Linked DNA regions of Homo sapiens: all the other regions are linked to region 2. The links are chromatin contacts, found by Hi-C or POLR2A ChIA-PET in ENCODE. All regions are on one chromosome and are shown on one strand. Each heading gives the region's core, a stretch centred on a gene start or an enhancer-like site at or near the end of the contact. The rest is flanking DNA. Distances are from core to core; before and after follow the strand shown.

Region 1 (2,749 bases), core at 167-2,666, 1.8 Mb before region 2:
CAATATAATTTTTAAATCTTCTGTTTTAAAACAAATGAAAAGAAGTGATTTTGATTCTAAAGATTGTGCAAATTTGGGATATTTTATATATGAACTAAAATTTGCACTTATCAAATAAAAAATGTTATACTTGCATTTTGCATTTAAACGAAAATAGGAAACTCCAAGTGATCCCATAATAACTCAAGTTCTGTTTCTTTGACTTAGAATTGCAGCTATGTCTGCCCAAGGCAATTGCCAAGGTTTCCCAATTTATCCTGAATGATTGTAGCTGAGTGGGGTACGTTTGGGGAACAATTGTTTAACTGGGAATTTGCTGAGTTAACTTTTATGTTGAACACAATATTTAATAAAGGACAAATAATAAAAATGTGCTAATTCAAACCACACAATGTATTATTAAAACTCAATGGTAATGGCAGCAATTGTTTAAAACTAAGACCAGAAATGATTTTTTTTTTTTTTTGAGGAGGAGTATTTTATCACTTCATTGTTTAGAAATGTCGGCAGGAAGTGATGATTAGAATCAGAATGACTGGGTTTTATTATAGCTTTAAAATTTTTTATAGACAGGGTACCCCCTCATTGTCCATACCCAGAACTCCCTCATACTTGGTCAGTCACTGGTGACTCCTCAGTGTTTACATAATTGAGTCTAAAGTGGTGATCTTTAGCATAGTTCTCCATCATATGGCCTCAACCTCCTTCCAGCCTACTCCTCCACAGTTCACCTATTGCGAAAATACCCCATCATCTAGAATTGTGAAAATATTCTGTTCCCTGAGCCCTCCTCTTAAAAAAATGCTTCTCTGTGTGTTTGTATTTCTCCCTCTGACAATGTAAGTGTAAAGAGCACAGGCTTTAGAGCCAGGATTTTGTGGGACTGGATTTTCCCTCTGCAGCTTATAAATTGTGTGACCTTGGACAAGTTATCCAACCCATCTGGGCCTCATCCTCCTCATCTGCAAAAATATTGATTACAGAGCCCATTTACAGATACCACTGGATGAGATGAGAACACATAAAATATATGTTAAATTGTCTTATCCCTCCATATCTTTCATTATTCTCCCTTAATAAGTTTTGCATATCTAACAGTTACAGGACTTTGATCAAAATAGGCCTGCATAGAGTTTGAACAACTGAATTGAATTTATTGGGCTTCATTCATGATATACAAGCTTCCAAAGTCACATGGTCTAAGCCCAAGCTCCAGTTCTTTCTACAATTGCCTCAGCTGTGAGTCTTGAGCATTGTCATAAGAAGAGAATCTAGGATATTTCTCATTTGGCTTCAGTTCCTCTTCTTCAGCTGTCCAGACCTCTTTCATTTAGAAAAACACTGTGACAAAATGAGGAGGCTGCAGAAGCACAAGTGGGAATGGCAGCTGACCGCACGGGGAGAAGGTGTCTATTTCACCTTCAGGACCATCTTAGCATTTTGAGCAGCTCATAGGTCAGGAATGCTGTTGTCATCAGGGTTAGAGCTATGTCCTGAATAAATACCAAGTTAGGAGGAAGATGACTCAGAGCTGCCTAAACCTCATACTCCTCTGATATTTTAAGCAACAGAGAGTGGCAAGCAGCTGTTAGATATCTTTGCTTCTTTGTTCAGGCAAAGCTTAGCCTGTTCCATTTGGAAAGAAAATGGTCATAATTTCCAGCCCATTTTAAACTCTTCCTTCTTAGAATTGTTACTGCACACATAACCTGGGTCACACAACTTAGTTTTCTGCAATCTCAACTCTTTTTCTAATTATTTCCTCTTCCCCAAATGGATATTAAGTTTGTTGTGGAAAGAGAATATGCCTTATATTCCTCTTATATTCTCTCCAAACTGAAAGATTAGCCTTTGGCCCAGAGTAGGTAGTGCATACAAGCACTAATTTCATTTATATGGGACTTTAAAATGAAAAATTACCTTTATGTCCATTCTTTTGTTTAAACTTCACTACAACTTCATAAAATAATTGTTATTATCTTTATTTTATAAACCAGGAAACTAAGGTTTAGAGAGATTAAGTATACTGCCAAGGATAAGGATCATACAGCTAGTAATTAGCAAATCCTGCATTTGTGTGTGTGTGTGTGTGTGTGTGTGTATTCACCTCATAAATCGTATCTTAAAGACTCATTCATTAATGACAGCTTAATTGAAAACCTTTAAAAAATATATTTAATTTTTTTCTACTTATTAAATCCTTGTTCCCTAACTTGTTTTTATTGCTCTGAAAGCAGCTAGAAAACCATTTTGTAATTTGCAAAGATGTAGATCTAGAACCTAATTATTTCATTTGTATGCAGAAAAGAAAACCTGTACAAATGTAAGAAGAAATGGCACAGGAAAATCCCCAAGTAATAAGAAACCATAAATTCATTTGTATTTTAGGTAATATGTTTATGGCAGATATTTAGAGAATTCACATTATTTTGGGGCATCATTATTTATCTGAAAGATTAGGAAGGGCGTGGAAGAGTCTGTGCGGTTAAGGAGAGCAAAATAGGTGTAAATAATATCAATTGGTAGACTCATTTGATTCAGTCAACAGGTTTTATGAAGCACCTGCATTTTCTGTCATGGCTGGAGAGTGGTTTTCAACACATGTTAACATTTGGGTAGGTCAGATACTCTGTGAGTTCAATCAAGATAACCCTGTTTACCCACTAAGATGACTCAGAGAGCTGCTAGGACCTAGTTTTTTCATTTCGGTCTCGTGCTGCAAATGGTCAGCAACTATGAGATTGATGGA
Region 2 (2,753 bases), core at 247-2,746:
TGTTTATTCCATTTCCAATAATCTTCTTCTCTTTGTATATATTCAATCTTCCAGCCTATAACCTATTTTTTTTTTTCTGTCTGAAGGACTTCTTGTAACATTTCTCATGGAATGGATCTTCTGTTAATGAGATTTCTTATGTTTTGTTCTCAGGAAGTCTTTATTTCCTTTATTCCTTTTAAGCGGTATTTTTGCGGGGTATAAAATTCAAAAATTTCATTTTGTTTTAATTTTCAGCACTGTAAAAGAACTCTTTCTATTGTCCTCTTGCTCTCATGATTTCATACAGGAAGTCTGTTGAAGTTCTTATCCTTGTTCTTTGGAATGTAGCATGTAATTTTCCCCTTCTGGCTACATTTAAGATTTTCTCACTGTCTGGTTTAGGAAAGTTTGATTAATATCCCAAGTTTTGGGAACTTTTGTACTTCTTTTCACTGGACTCTGAGATTTCTTCATGTCTGCTACTGTGTTTCTACTTTCTAACATTTTTACTTGAGTTTTTATTAGTTTACATATCTCTGCTAAAATAATCTATTTGATCTTGCATGTTGTTTGTTTTTTTCCTCAATAGAGTCTTTAACCTCTCATAGTTATTTTAAACTTGTTTTCTTTATTCCTGCCATATGTCTTACATATGAGCCTGATTCTTATATTGCCTTGTATTTCAATATTATATTTATTCTCACCTTTTTATGCCTCATAATTTTCAGCTGAAATTTTGACATGTTGTATAGGCAAGCATATTCTGGTATCTGTATTTGTGTTTGTGTGTGTGTGTATGTGTGTGTGTAAGTGTGTCCGTGTGTCTTGTTTTTTGTCTCTGACACTTAGGTTTTGTCTTAACTCTGTGCCAGTCCCTGGAGTGATCTGTCCCTTGCAGTATTTTTCCGCTGTATTCCATTGCTGCTTTGATTTGATTTTTTGATACTTTAGTGTCGTTTTGTGAGCTGGTGGGGGGGTGCATTTTCCGATGCACTATGTAGGTCTTAGTCTTATGAAGGCACTGAAAAAGTGAATCTCAGGAGTATTGCATCTTCCTAAGTGTTTTGGCTCCTCCTTCAGATGAAATGCTGGGTGTAACATGTATCTGTGTTCCTCTTCAAAAAGTACAGTTTAATTTCTTCTTCTCCGTTCCCCTCCTCAAGTGGCAGTGGGTTTCCGCCAGTGCCTTCAGGCTTTGTATTTTAATGAACTCTGCCATACAGACTAGGGAATATATAATAGTGGCTCTTGATAGAATTTTAGAGATGACTGTTATTCCACTCTCCAGTCAACACTATGGCAAAAGCTTTCTGAGGATACTTCTTCATCTTCCCTGTGAACATCTGAGAAGGGCCTGGGGAGAGGGGTTCTTAAAGAAAAAAGCCTGCAGGAGTACGTGAAACCTGCCATGACTATCTCTCCCAGGGGTTTTATACTTTCACCTTAGCCCATACTTGGCCTTTTGCAATTCATTAATAATTTCCACTTGAAACTACTTTTTGTCTTGTATGTCATTCATTGGCATTTGTCCAAGATAAGCAAATGCTCAGTGCCTGTTTTTGCATTCAGGTGCTTTTCATGACTCACTTCCCTACTTCACATTGTTTGTTTGCCCTATGTGCTCAGTTTTCTGCTAGATTCAAGAGAAGCTGTTTATTTGCAGTCTGTCTAGTTTTTCTTGTAAGTTTACAAGTGAAGCTCTTTCTGGCATTTTGTCTCTCTGAGCTAAAAACAGAAGTTGAATTATTATTATTTTGCCCTCTCCATATTTATGATCTATTTTTAATGTTTTTCTTCTGGATCAACTTTTCCCTGTTTTCTATTGTCTTTTGCTGTCTTTCTGGGAAAATATTCCAACTTCATCTCTCACAGTTTCAATTACGTTTTCATGTTACTATAAATTTAACTTAAAATAATTATATTCTTATTTGTTTGTTTCTTGAATGCACTTTTATTATAGTACTGTCATGGATTTCTAGAAATGTTACTTGCCCTTTCATTCAAGAGAAATTGCACAGTTTCTTCCTCTTCCAAGACATTTTGATCTGTTTGTTTTAAACCATATGTTATATAAAACATATTTATCTGTGTATAAATAGATAGGCAAATATCAGTTATATAAATAACTGGTGGCTTTCTTTTCTCATCATTTTTGTCTGTCCACTCATGTTGCAGTGGGAGGGACTAACAAGATGAAATTAATGTTTCAGGCCAACTCACTTAATGAGGAAAAATAGAAAAGTCATACAAAGTATAAAAATAAATTTCCTTGACAGCATTTTGTAAGTCAAAATATAGCAAAATTTAAGGGTCATGATTTGAGAAAAAAAAACAGATATATTTATAAAAATGAGCCTAGTATTTGGGGCTGATTTTCCTTTGAGGGCATCTGACTATTTCAGAAGGACATCTTATAGGCTAAAAAGCTGATAGTACTTTGATGGCCTCTTGATGCTAGGGGGGCAGGAATTAGAGTATGGAGGACAATGAATGGATAACAATTATGAGTAAGTAGAAATCTTATTATATAGGTTCTGGCAGAAGCTGCCGTTCATATTTGAATCATTTCAATCCATGAAATGAAATTGAAGTAATCCCAGATTGCTGTTGCCTGGCTGAAGTCAAAGCAAACCCTCTCTGGAGGAACAGATCATCACCCTCATTTGCATTATAATTCTACAAACAATTTTGCAAACACAATGGCACAAAATAGAGCATAGCCAGGCATATATATGGAAATAATAAAATTAAGGTAAAACAGTAGGAATAAC
Region 3 (2,700 bases), core at 95-2,594, 1.2 Mb before region 2:
TTAAATCTCAGTTTGATCTGTGTTGTAACATGTGGCTGATGTGAAGTTTAGGCATGAAGTGAATTATGTCATTTTTTGGACTATCCTTTTGAGACTGTTTTAAGAAGCCACCAAATAAAATGAATGTTTATACTTTGTACGTTAGTGGTGAGAAATCTACAGCCAGCATAGAGGAACGTTTTCAGAAGTATACAATCTTATTTATGGTTTATTGCTGATTTTTTCTACAGGCAGAAAAATCTGTAGTGGCTAACTCCTACCTTCCTTGAATCTGAATGGTTGTTGAACAAGAGGGGTGCCTGAGTACAAAAATAAAGTGATGAGTTTACATAGCATCGAATTTGCTTACTAAGAGTGAGGTTTGCTAACATTTTCATTGCCATGCCTCTCCTTGAGTGAGTTGCAATTAGGCTGATCCAGGAGAAAAATACCAGTCAAATGAGCTTTACTGTTGAAATGCTGGTGGATAATGGTGAAACTAATGTGTTACAAGTCTGGCCATAACATAATAACATGTTATTAATTTTTTCATGTTCAAGATATTTGGGTATTATCAGCACAAGCATGCTTAGTTAAACCGTAATGGGAAATATACAAAGCTTTTCAACTCAAGTACTACTTAAATTCTCATACTATTTACCAGGGAAAGATATAAAAAATTGTTTTTAAATTCTTAGGGAAGTCTTTTAAACATGTGGATATCAAGCTACTATTTTTGTATGTAGTCTATTCCTATCATTTTGTTCCAGCTCTTCATTTGTGTTGTGAGATCTTGCTGGGCAAAATGCTATTCCTGTTACTGACTACAGATGCACTAAATGCCTATAACGACACATTTAACTCCCATGATCGTCTAATTTTACTTTCCCTACACTGGAAGCTCCTCCAGTTCCAGGCTTTCTTTATAGCTCTAGACAGATATAGCTAGAACTCAATATGTGTTTAAAGGCAGTGAGTTCTTTGGTATTGCTTTTTTGAGGCTACTTTATTTGAAAGTGAAACGTCAATTTTTATGTAATACATTTTCATTTTATTGTAGAAAGTGAGAAAATCCTTTTAGTTACTCAAATCTGTCTGAGTGTTTTGTGTTACATATCATTGAGGAATTGGACGTCAGTGTAGTATAGGACTTTTTCCCATATAGTAAAAATACTTGATAGCTGACGATTTTGCTTCATAAGATTCTACAGTCAAACTTTCTCTCAACCTACTATAATGGGACTTGGCACACAGAGTTCTAACTCTTAATGTTATTTCTTGCATCATTTTACACCTTTTAAAATGTCCTCAATGACTCAAATCCTTGGCCTTTGGAATGTGTTTTGTTAACTGGAAAGATGTAAACAGCTCATTTAACTTGACCTTCAAATGTTCCTTCCTTCCTCCTTTTGGTATGAGCACAGCACAGGCCGTTAATATCTGTGATAGCCGTGAAGTGGCATCCACCTCCCCCAGCTCTTCCCCTTCGTGATGCCAGTCATACTTCGTCAGTACTGACAAGCAATTATTAGTCTTTGTTTCCTTTACACTGTATATTGGCAAAACAATCATTGAAAGGAATTGTAGAGGGAGAAACCACTATCTTTGCACTATTGTGGTAACACAGCTTTTAGGCTTGCTGAGAATATCCATTAGTTTTGTCCTCTTATCTAAAAATGATTTCTTCTTTGCTTTGTATTGCTCTGGGAGTTGAATATTTCACCAACTTCTGCCACATTAGGGATGGATATCTTTATTTCTTCAATAACTGGGGTCTTTTCCCTATTGCCCTCTGTTCCATGCTTAAAGGCATTCTTAGTACATTTCAATTCCAGTTGTATTAGCTGTAATTTGGGTACTTTTAAAAAGCCTATTTGATTCTCAAGAGCTTTTTCCATCTTTTTTATTGGTCTGACCTCAGTCTACTAAGGCAAATTGGTCCCGAGGTATATTCTTATAGACTGAATGTGTAAAGATAGCACAGGGACACTTAGCTAGGTGCTTTACTCAAGTTACAGCAAAGAAACTTTATCTTTGAAGTTTTTTAATTATATCAAGCCTTGGAAGTAGGGCAAGTTTTGCTTAGTAAAGTTATTCTTTCAAATTTTATCATAAACTCTCAAGATCCATGATTTCTTAAAGATTTTACCTTTTGGAAATAAAGGTAGACCACCCAAATGACAACAAACAAAGGCAGTTATTCAGAGCTTGCTGTATCAAAGGAGTCAGCCACCATGAATTAAATTTGGCAGAGACTCAAAGACAGGCTGTGGATAGAAGCCATTTATAGTGATAAAAAATAAAAGGTGTATAGTGATAAAAAATAAAGGCTTTAGATATGCACTGTTGGAGTTTGTTGGCATGGGGAAGCTGCAGGTAGGCTACCTAGAAGCAGGACATCCTATGCAATTGTTTGAGGAACATTTTGGGCTTTGTCTAGTTCCTCCTGAATTGGGGGTGGGACAAAGCAGTAGGAAAGCTGGCAGCTATTGACAAAGGCCTGACCATTCTGGGCCAGTTACTACAGAGATTGTGGTGTGGCTTCTTGGGCTGGTTGTATCTTAGGTTGTAGGTCAGAGTTCTATGGCTAGGATTTTTTTTTTAATCTAAAAATCCAGCAATAACAATGCATTGTACTCTGCTAAAAAGTGTCTAGGTACTATTTATATCTATTGGATATAAATAGGGTTGGGTTGCAATCTATTTATTCTTTTTTTAACC

The links. A loop is a pair of places that touch in the nucleus more often than their neighbours do. ChIA-PET counts read pairs that join two places held with the same protein, here RNA polymerase II (POLR2A). Pooled maps may share reads with other maps.
Region 1: a loop to region 2 is called in a pooled map, with 2.5 times the contacts of the local background. The contact joins two enhancer-like sites. A Hi-C loop is called at or near these places in 1 of 168 maps with a recorded cell type or tissue (endothelial cell of umbilical vein) and 3 of 50 pooled maps. POLR2A ChIA-PET finds 5 or more read pairs at or near these places in 1 of 52 experiments (PC-9).
Region 3: a loop to region 2 is called in a map of endothelial cell of umbilical vein, with 12 times the contacts of the local background. The contact joins two enhancer-like sites. A Hi-C loop is called at or near these places in 2 of 168 maps with a recorded cell type or tissue (IMR-90 and endothelial cell of umbilical vein) and 1 of 50 pooled maps.

The regions. Positions count from the first base shown.
Region 1 is chr6:139,763,340-139,766,088 of GRCh38, forward strand. No RefSeq gene overlaps it. Among named protein-coding and RNA genes, the nearest start is that of FILNC1, 6.4 kb to the right of the region's middle. Within about 2 kb of position 1,417, at least 20 of the 41 ENCODE cell types and tissues checked have a DNase peak (open chromatin) inside an H3K27ac peak, as active enhancers do; they include PC-9 and endothelial cell of umbilical vein, where a contact is called at or near this core.
Region 2 is chr6:141,551,200-141,553,952 of GRCh38, forward strand. No RefSeq gene overlaps it. Among named protein-coding and RNA genes, the nearest start is that of GJE1, 580 kb to the right of the region's middle. Within about 2 kb of position 1,497, at least 5 of the 41 ENCODE cell types and tissues checked have a DNase peak (open chromatin) inside an H3K27ac peak, as active enhancers do; they include PC-9 and endothelial cell of umbilical vein, where a contact is called at or near this core.
Region 3 is chr6:140,345,292-140,347,991 of GRCh38, forward strand. No RefSeq gene overlaps it. Among named protein-coding and RNA genes, the nearest start is that of MIR3668, 140 kb to the left of the region's middle. Within about 2 kb of position 1,345, at least 2 of the 41 ENCODE cell types and tissues checked have a DNase peak (open chromatin) inside an H3K27ac peak, as active enhancers do; they include endothelial cell of umbilical vein, where a contact is called at or near this core.